3 separate regions of the Homo sapiens genome follow, and regions 1 and 2 are each linked to region 3. The links are chromatin contacts, found by Hi-C or POLR2A ChIA-PET in ENCODE. All regions are on one chromosome and are shown on one strand. Each heading gives the region's core, a stretch centred on a gene start or an enhancer-like site at or near the end of the contact. The rest is flanking DNA. Distances are from core to core; before and after follow the strand shown.

What was found. A loop is a pair of places that touch in the nucleus more often than their neighbours do. ChIA-PET counts read pairs that join two places held with the same protein, here RNA polymerase II (POLR2A). Pooled maps may share reads with other maps.
Region 1: a loop to region 3 is called in a map of endothelial cell of umbilical vein, with 2.9 times the contacts of the local background. The contact joins two enhancer-like sites. A Hi-C loop is called at or near these places in 1 of 168 maps with a recorded cell type or tissue (endothelial cell of umbilical vein). POLR2A ChIA-PET finds 5 or more read pairs at or near these places in 4 of 52 experiments (GM12878, MCF 10A, Panc1 and 1 more).
Region 2: a loop to region 3 is called in a map of endothelial cell of umbilical vein, with 5 times the contacts of the local background. The contact joins the promoter of ZC3H12C here to the enhancer-like site in region 3. A Hi-C loop is called at or near these places in 4 of 168 maps with a recorded cell type or tissue (aorta, dorsolateral prefrontal cortex, endothelial cell of umbilical vein and 1 more), 2 of 37 single-sample maps with no recorded cell type and 6 of 50 pooled maps. POLR2A ChIA-PET finds 5 or more read pairs at or near these places in 6 of 52 experiments (A549, GM12878, HEK293 and 3 more).

Annotation. Positions count from the first base shown.
Region 1 is chr11:110,194,953-110,197,652 of GRCh38, forward strand. It overlaps a transcript of RDX not described here. Among named protein-coding and RNA genes, the nearest start is that of RDX, 100 kb to the right of the region's middle. Within about 2 kb of position 1,364, at least 5 of the 41 ENCODE cell types and tissues checked have a DNase peak (open chromatin) inside an H3K27ac peak, as active enhancers do; they include endothelial cell of umbilical vein, where a contact is called at or near this core.
Region 2 is chr11:110,092,064-110,094,884 of GRCh38, forward strand. ZC3H12C (zinc finger CCCH-type containing 12C) reads left to right here and starts at 1,329. Exons shown (of 6, transcript NM_033390.2): 1 at 1,329-1,369. The coding sequence starts at 1,349. RefSeq lists silencers at 539-598, 899-1,158, 1,219-1,688.
Region 3 is chr11:110,147,220-110,149,919 of GRCh38, forward strand. The region is part of intron 2 of ZC3H12C (zinc finger CCCH-type containing 12C); the gene reads left to right. Among named protein-coding and RNA genes, the nearest start is that of ZC3H12C, 55 kb to the left of the region's middle. Within about 2 kb of position 1,317, at least 6 of the 41 ENCODE cell types and tissues checked have a DNase peak (open chromatin) inside an H3K27ac peak, as active enhancers do; they include endothelial cell of umbilical vein, where a contact is called at or near this core.

The DNA.
Region 1 (2,700 bases), core at 114-2,613, 48 kb after region 3:
TAAGAGTGACTTTTTTGGTTGTTTTTTGTTTTGTTTTGTTTTGTTTTGTTTTGTTTGAGACAGGATCTCGCTTTGTCGTCCAGGCTGGAGCGCAGTGGTGCGATCTCAGCTCACTGCAACCTCCACCTCCCGGGTTCAAGCGATTCTCCTGCCTCAGCCTCCCGAGTAGCTGGGATTACAGGCACACACCACCATGCCCAGGGGGGTTTCACCAAGTTGGCCAGGATGGTCTCGCTCTCTTGACCTCGTGACCCATCCACCTCAGCCTCCCAAAGTGCTGGGATTACAGACGTGAGCCACCGTGCCCAGCCAGAGTGACTGTTAATGCAGCTGACTCATGTCACAAACTGTCACCCAATCCTCTAAGCTTCGGTCCTTGGACATTCAAAACACCTCAAAGTGCCAGGACTAGTGCCATCTTATGAATTAATAATGCTGCTTCACATCCCAGCTCTGCCACTGAACTCTCCTCAACCCTCTTTCTCCAAACACTGGCCAGGTCCGAAGTAACTGAAATCAGAGAAGATGGGAACCTGAGATGGGGCAGGCAAGCAATATTCACCGCCTACCACCAGGATGCAGAATCAAGTGCGCAGTAAGGCTCAGGCTGATGTTAGAATATATTTATTGCTACATTTATATACAATTATACAAACAGCCCAGACAGGAAAGAAATGTTGCATCGATTTCTGCAGATTCCACCAACATGTGCACAGAAATGGAGCTGTTCACCACTGAGTTTGCTCTTGGATTGAAGCCAAATATAAGTCACATACATTTTTTGAAAAAGTGGGAAATTCTTGGAAATCCTGTCCATAGATTCTTCCTTACAAGCTAGTCATGCAGAAAAAAGTGGGTTCTCATAAGCTGATGCCTTCCAGCATGTTTGGGGGATAGAGTCCTGAAGATGGGGTGCAGTAGATGCTGGCTTGGGACTGCAGGGTGCTGTGCGAAGTCCCAAGTCCTGGCCCATCTTGCTAAGGTCTGTCTTTAGGAAAGGCAATTGAGAGGGGTCTGGAGAGAAAGAGAATAGCAAGAAAGGGAAATCCAACAGTAAACTGAGAAGAGGAGAGAACCATGAGCCAGGGCCCTGGGTAATGGAATACTGGTCCATCCAGTTCCAGCTGAGATTGCAGACTTTGGGGGATATACACATTCAGAACACCAGGTATGTCCTTATCCTAAAGCTTCCCATAAGTCAGTAGCCAGGGGCCTGCATGAAGACACAGAAAGTGAATAGGAAAGTCAGGCAAGAAAGAAGAAAACTCAACTTGAACACTCGTATTATCAACATTCAGTTGAAAAGGCATGACCCTGAATGTCTTTGCACATTTTGTAAGTTAACATTTAGTCATGGTTAGTTGATGGTTGAGTGATGAAGGGGAATGGAATGCCAGTGAGGAAATGTAATGATGTACAGATTGTATCAAAATAAAGGTGCGTCCACAAACTCTACACTCTGACCTCAGCCTGGTTAGAATTACTTTTGGCCTCAAAAGGAGTCTCACATATAGATTTTGCAATGTTCTGATCCAGAATTATGATGTGGATATAAGATGACGGTATAAACACTCTCTCTTTCATGTCACAGTCACATACACCTTAGTGACGTGAATCCCAAGAGAAATTGTTGAGCAGCCACAGGGCGTGTGTGCTTAGGGAATGAGTTCACCTTATTTACACCAGCTCCGTCTGACCCACCTCAGGCCCCTTCCCAACTCAGGAATCCAGGAGGGAGGACCTGCAGATTGGGTTTACTCTGGCCTCCTCAGCTAAAATCAGCTCAGAGCCTCAGAGAAAGGTCTGAAGGTTGAGAAAAAAGGCCCATGACTCTAAATACACCAGACTGTGCCAGGCTTTGGGGTTGATTAGTAATTTGGGTACAGTCTGGTCCCAAGGCTGTAGGGGTCCTATTCATGTGGAAACCAGTCAGTTCTATCTTGTTCATGGCTTATTTTATTTTTGAGACAGGGTCGCGCTCTGCCACCCAGGCTGGAGTGCAGGGGTGTGATCTTGGCTCACTGCAGCCTCGACCTCCTGGGCTTAAGCAATTCTCCCACCTCAGCCTCCCGAGTAGCTGGGATCACAGGCATGTGCCACTATGCTCAGATAACTTTTTGTATTTTTTGGAGAGCCAGGGTTTTGCCATGTTGCCCAGGCTGGTCTCAAACTCCTGAGTTCATTCAACCCACCTGTCTCAGCCTCCAAATGTGCTGGGATTACAGGCACGAGCCATAGCGCCTGGCCTGTGCATGGCTTTAGATGTCACGTTTAATTCCTTAATGTCACCATAATCCTACAGGCCCCTAGTCACGAGGAAGATAGGATGACAGTGCTGTGGAGAAGCCCTGGGGGCAGTGGGAGACGGACCAGAACATCACTCAAGAGTCCCTGTTCTTTCTCTTGGGTCAATAATTTTATAATCAACTATGGAGAGGCCCAGCAGTTCTTCCAAGGGTGCCAACTATGTGACACCTCAAGCTGGAGGATGTGGCAATCACCAACTCTGTGGATCCCTTCATAAATTCATGTCTAGATAATTCAAAATCTCTTTCTGTCATTTGATCTTGACTTTTCATGCAGAAACTTTCTTTTCCTACTTCTGACGACAATAGCTCAGAGTCAAACTCACTCAAAGGATTTGCTCTAAAAAGAACATTAACAGATGAAAATCAAGGAGGAAAAATCATAAAAGATCAG
Region 2 (2,821 bases), core at 79-2,578, 55 kb before region 3:
AGTGTCCCTCCCTCTCACTCCAGAAGCAGACTCATCCTGCCCTAGGCTGCTCGTAATGATTCCAAGGACAGGCGAATAAGGTTATTTGAACATTTCTGAAACATTGACTTAGTTTGTGCTGGGTGTTGTACGATTCACAGAAGTAGAAAGGCTCTCTGCTCCCGGTGCTTTTCAGCCTGCGATTCAGGCGCCCACCTCTGTGCAAAGGGCTGTTTCCTTCCGATCTCCTGAAAGAGATCTGGATGTATCTTGGGTTCAACCTCGATTTTGACACGATTGCCATTTCCATCAAAGCCAATTTCCTTGCTGAAAGAAGTCCTATCCCTGGGTGAAATCCCAACAGCTTCATTTGTTTAAATTCTTTTATTGGCCTTGCTAATGCAGGGTGTGGTTTTTCCTCATCACGGAATATTGATAAGTAAACAACTACGGGGAACCTGCCCTAAGAAGGCGGCCCGTCGATCTCCTTGACTGCCCGGGACATGATCAGTGTTACTGCTGGGTGGAGAAGGTGTCGCCGAGCGGAAAGGCGCCGTCCTGCACCAGGTCGGGGGAGAGGCGCGGGGAGGTCGGGACCGCTGGGTTGGGCCGGGGCAGGGAATAGGCGCGAGGGGAGGCGGCGCGGGAACCTCGGGCAGCCCCAGCGGCTGGGTCGAGCCCGACAGGTTCCAGCAGCTCCCCTCACCCCTCTCCACGCCTCTCGGGTTTTCCCCTTGGCTCAGGGTTTCCTGTTTCAGTTCTCGGCGTTCTCCAGCAGCAGGTGCTGGTTTGCCAACCTCGGCTCCAGAGGCGGCGACGGAGGAGAAGGAAAAGAGGGAAGGGGAGGAGGAAGCGGCGCGGCTGCGGTGGCTGCGGGCGGGCGGGCGGGCGAGGAGCGCGGAGCGAGGTGGCGGAGCCGGGTTCGCTCTCGCCCGCGGAGCAGCGGCACGGACGAAGGGCAGGGCCGAGCCGAGCCCAGCGCTCGGGCGCGCCCGAGCCGGGGCCCTGGCGTGCGGCCAGCTGTCCGGGCGGGAGGCATGAGGGAGCCTCGCGCTCGCCCCGCGCCCTAGCGGCGGCCGCGGCAGCCCAGGGCTGAGGCGAGAGGCGGCCGCCTGCCGGAGGGCCCCGGGGCTGCCCCAGCTCCAGGGCATGTAGTGATGGCTGCGGAGAAGAGAATGCAAGTAGGTTGAGCAACAGATTCGAGTGCGCGCGCGTTGGGGCTGTGAGTTGTGCAACCCAGGGAGGGGGCGCCGGGGCTGCGGCCCGCGGAGAGGGCGCGCGGGCGGGCGCGGCTTGGCGCGGGAGGGCCGCGGTGGCCGCTTCTCCGCGGGCCCCGCCGCCCGCTCGCCGCTTTCTCGCGGGGCTGGCTATGCCGGGTGGCGGCTCCCAGGTTTGTCCTCGGGAAGGGGGTGGGGGACGCGGACCGCGGCGAGAGTGGTCCTGGGGTAGCCGGTCGTGGGGAGGGCCGCGGGGCCGCGCCCGGGCGCCAGGCGGAGGGCGCCGGGGCCGCAGCGACCTCGCCGTGTGATCTCCAGGCCCAGGCGGGTCGGGCTCCGGAGGTCGAGTCACCGAGCTCCGGTCGCTCAGGTGGGGCCGAGCGGAAAGCCCAGCGCATCCTCCCCTCGGGCAACGCCGTCCCCGCCGGGATTTCGGGCGAGGTGAGGCCGGGCTTCCCGGCCCCGCGGCCTAAGGCACCGGTCCCCGCCCGCCCGGGGGCATAGATCGCGAACATGGAGGCGGGCTCGGGCGCCGCGGATGGAAACGGACACACTGCGCTGCCCCAGCGGCTCAGACTCGCGCGCGCTCGTGGGGCGAGACATCTCTTGGCATCTCGGATCCAGCCCTGGCCATTCGCTTAACTATCCATCCCTCCATCCAGATCGCCAGCAACCCCAGGCCGAGCGTCACGAAAGCCCCTCACTCCCCCCTCGTCCCTCCTTCACCCCCAGGCTCCAGTCCAGATCCCTTTTACACGCTGCGTTCATTTTAGCTCGGCTGTTCACATTTTTAACTCCGTATTAAGAAGTGTTACAAATATAACTTGGAGAAATGAATCCCGCATTTCTTCCCTAAGCTGTCTCATTTCAAGTCCTTAAAAACAGCCCTAACATCCAAGTACTGATTACTCTGTCTGGGGTTCTTGCCATTTGGTTATCCGTTAACAATCTCGGTTTGTGTTCGGTGTTTTGTGATAAAGAGATGAAAGACGAATCCAGATTTAGGAAAAGTTTTCCTATTGGTTGACAAGACTGTATTGGAGTATCCCAGGCCCATCAGGCGCTTATTGATTCAGACTTTTTTTAAACCATTTTAGAATAGATGCAGAGATAATTGGAGCTAAGTATTGTATGTTTAGGAATTTGGCAACGTTGTTCAGTTTTTCACTTGTTACGTGCTTGAGTTTTTCCACTTTTAAAATGCATATTATAAACGGAAAACGAGATAAACCTCAAACACAATTTTTGACTTTTCAAGAACCACAAGAAGTCATAAATACAGTGTGTTATAAATGTTTTTGTCTTAATGGACTTAGGATTTAGAGGGTATGACTTCCATTCATTTAATCACATGTACAATTAATTTTAGTAGCAGTTTCTTAAGTTTAGGGTTCTCTGTGTTTGACTACATGATAGCTTCATCAAACATTGGTAAAATTAATCTTAGTGTGATAAGCCCAGGAAGATGCCTATTTCGGACTTGACCCCCTGTTCACCTGTTTTCTTCAACAATTTGGCATGCTTATTTCCAGTTACCTAAATCTGTCTACTGGATGGTACCATAAAAATAGAATGGCCTGTTGACTATGTACCCATAGTTCAAAATGTTTTAATATTTTTACATG
Region 3 (2,700 bases), core at 67-2,566:
CACTGGGAAATAACTCTTTAAGATGGGTACCATCAGCTGGGGAAAAGGTCATATGCACTCCTACCATGTCTGATGTACCTGGCAGTCCTGGATCACTTTAAAAAGGCATTTGAGTCACCGGAGCTACTAAAGGGTAGGGCTGATTTTCTTCCATTGAGATGAAAAAATAAGTTGACTCAATGAGAACACATGACTACAGGGAGGGGAATATCACACACCGGGGCCTGTCAGGGGGTCGGAGGGAAGGGGAGGGAGAGCATTAGGACAAATACCTAATGCTCGCGGGGCTTAAAACTGAGGTGATGGGTTGATAGGTGCAGCACACCACCATGGCACATGTATACCTATGTAACAAACCTGCACATTTCAGCCCATGTATCCCAGAATTTAAAGTAAAATTAAAAAAAAAAAAGAAAAGAAAAGAAACAATAAGTTGGTTTGTATGACACTGTAGTGTCAGTCTCATTTTGCTGTTTGGTATCCTTACTCCTTTTGCCTCCCCTTTCATCTAAGTTACCAACGCAACCATTTGCCAACCTAATACCTTAATTCTAGGACAGTCTGTTATCCAGGTTCTCAGACTCCTTGTTCCTTCTTCTTCATCATTTCTGCCTCCGTAGCTGTGTTTTGCATGTTCTGTTTAGGGAAGTTTTGGAGAATGGAATCCACATTAGAATATTCTAATAAGGCTAGCAATTTTCCCCCTTCCAAAGGGAAGTTATCTCCAGAACCTGTAGCCATTGGGAATCATCCATCCATCCAGAAGGTCATTGCCCCACTCTTCTAGGACCTAGATAGAGGCAAAGAAGGGCAACAAGAAGCAGAAAAAGCAGAAGGAGCAACAGCAGAAAGAGGTCAAGAACCTGGAAGAAGAGAAAGGAGCTTTCAGTTACTTTATCTCTTCCTCCAGTTTCTTAATTCATTCTTTGTGGCTGCCCACTTCATTCCTTCTTTTATTTCCTGAGATCCAGAGATACCAATAATCCCTTTGAGTGGGGTTTTTCTGAGAATTCCTGTAAATACATCAATTTGTCTACTTCAAATGAGCCTTCTTTTGACCGTTGCAAAGCAGGATTTTTATAAGTATGCTTATGCCAAATGTGAGAGAATAAAAGAAGCCTTTTATTTTTAAAAGAGAGACCTACTGACAATATTCTAGGCATCTCGTATTTTTCTACTGCTAAAGCCAGTGATGAATCAGATGGGACCTTCAATGAGTTACCCATTTTGCTCAGTTGTAACTTGGAATTTACAGAGAGGCTTTGGAATTTTCCCTGGGAACCAAATCCCACTCAGCCAAAGTAGTCAGAGGGAGACTTTTTGGCAAACATTCAGAGTTCTGACCTAATCACGGGTGACCACAAATCCTCCAACAAATTCACCCACCAAAAGGACTCACTTGAGATATACCAATCTTCCTTATTGCCAAATTGTTGGGATAAAAAAGTAATCAAGGCCCAAAGGAACATGCTAATTCATAAAAATAGAATTAACTAATTTTGTTACTGAGCAGAAAACCCCTGCATCCATGCAGATAGCCCATAAGTGGCTATAGAGCTATGGTGAATGTTCTCTATTTATAAGCAATTAAAGCTATGGTCCTTTTTTTAGTAAATAGTCAACAGATAGTTCATTTGCATCAGTAGCTACATGGCACTTACTCTGACATCCTGTTTTTCATCATTCTTTATCTGGCTCACTCTGATTTTGTAATTCTTTATCAGTACCTCCTCTAGTTGTCCCTTATATTGTATCTAGCACGTATGATGAGTCACATCCTTCATCATGCGTCAGTAAGGTTAGATTAAGTTCAGTCTCCCAAAACCTCTCCTAGTGTGACAAGTCCCATCTGCAGATTTGAGCCACCAGGTAACTGTCTGCTCAGGCTTAAGTTATTATACTATGAATGATTCTGGATCTTGATGCCTGACACAGACTTCCAAGACAACAGCAGCGATTCTAGAGATTTCTCAGTTAGCATTCATTTTGGGGCCTCATCAGGGGAATATTGGCTGGGAAAGTCCTGGTAACTCGGGGACCCACCCTGCTCATCCCCACTAACCTGCCTTTCCCTCGCCGTTTAAAAGATAAGAACAGTAGCTTGCCCCCAAGTGCCATCTAAGGCTGGGAGGAGGATGAAAGGCAGTTGCCAATTGTATTGAATCTAATTTCGAGTTCCTGTGGGGTTTTACTGTACCTGGATGCAGAGCTACTGTATTTTAGAGAAAGTACGCCTTCCGCTTTATGGAAGTATTGCCAAATTGCTCTCCCAAATAGTTATACCAATTTACACTCCCACCTGTGATGTATGAGTTCCTACTTTCACACATTCTTGGCAACATCTGGTGTTTGCAGACTTTATTTTTATCAATCTGATGGGTGTGAAGTAGTGTCTCATTTTGGCTTTAATTTGCATTTCTTTACTATTGAACATCTTTTCCTATGTTCATTGGTCATTTGAGTTTCCTCTTCTGTGAATTGATTGTTCATATCTTTTGCCTTAAAAAACAACTGGCTACCTCTTTTAATATACGAGAGTACTTTATGTTCTGAGTACTAACCTTCTGATTGGTATTATATGTTGCAAATCTCCTCTCCAAAGCTATGACCTGTTTTTTTATTATGGAGTCTTTTGTATAAAGAACTTTCATGTGCTCCAATATGTCTATTTTTCTTAATAGCATGTAGTTCTATGTCTTG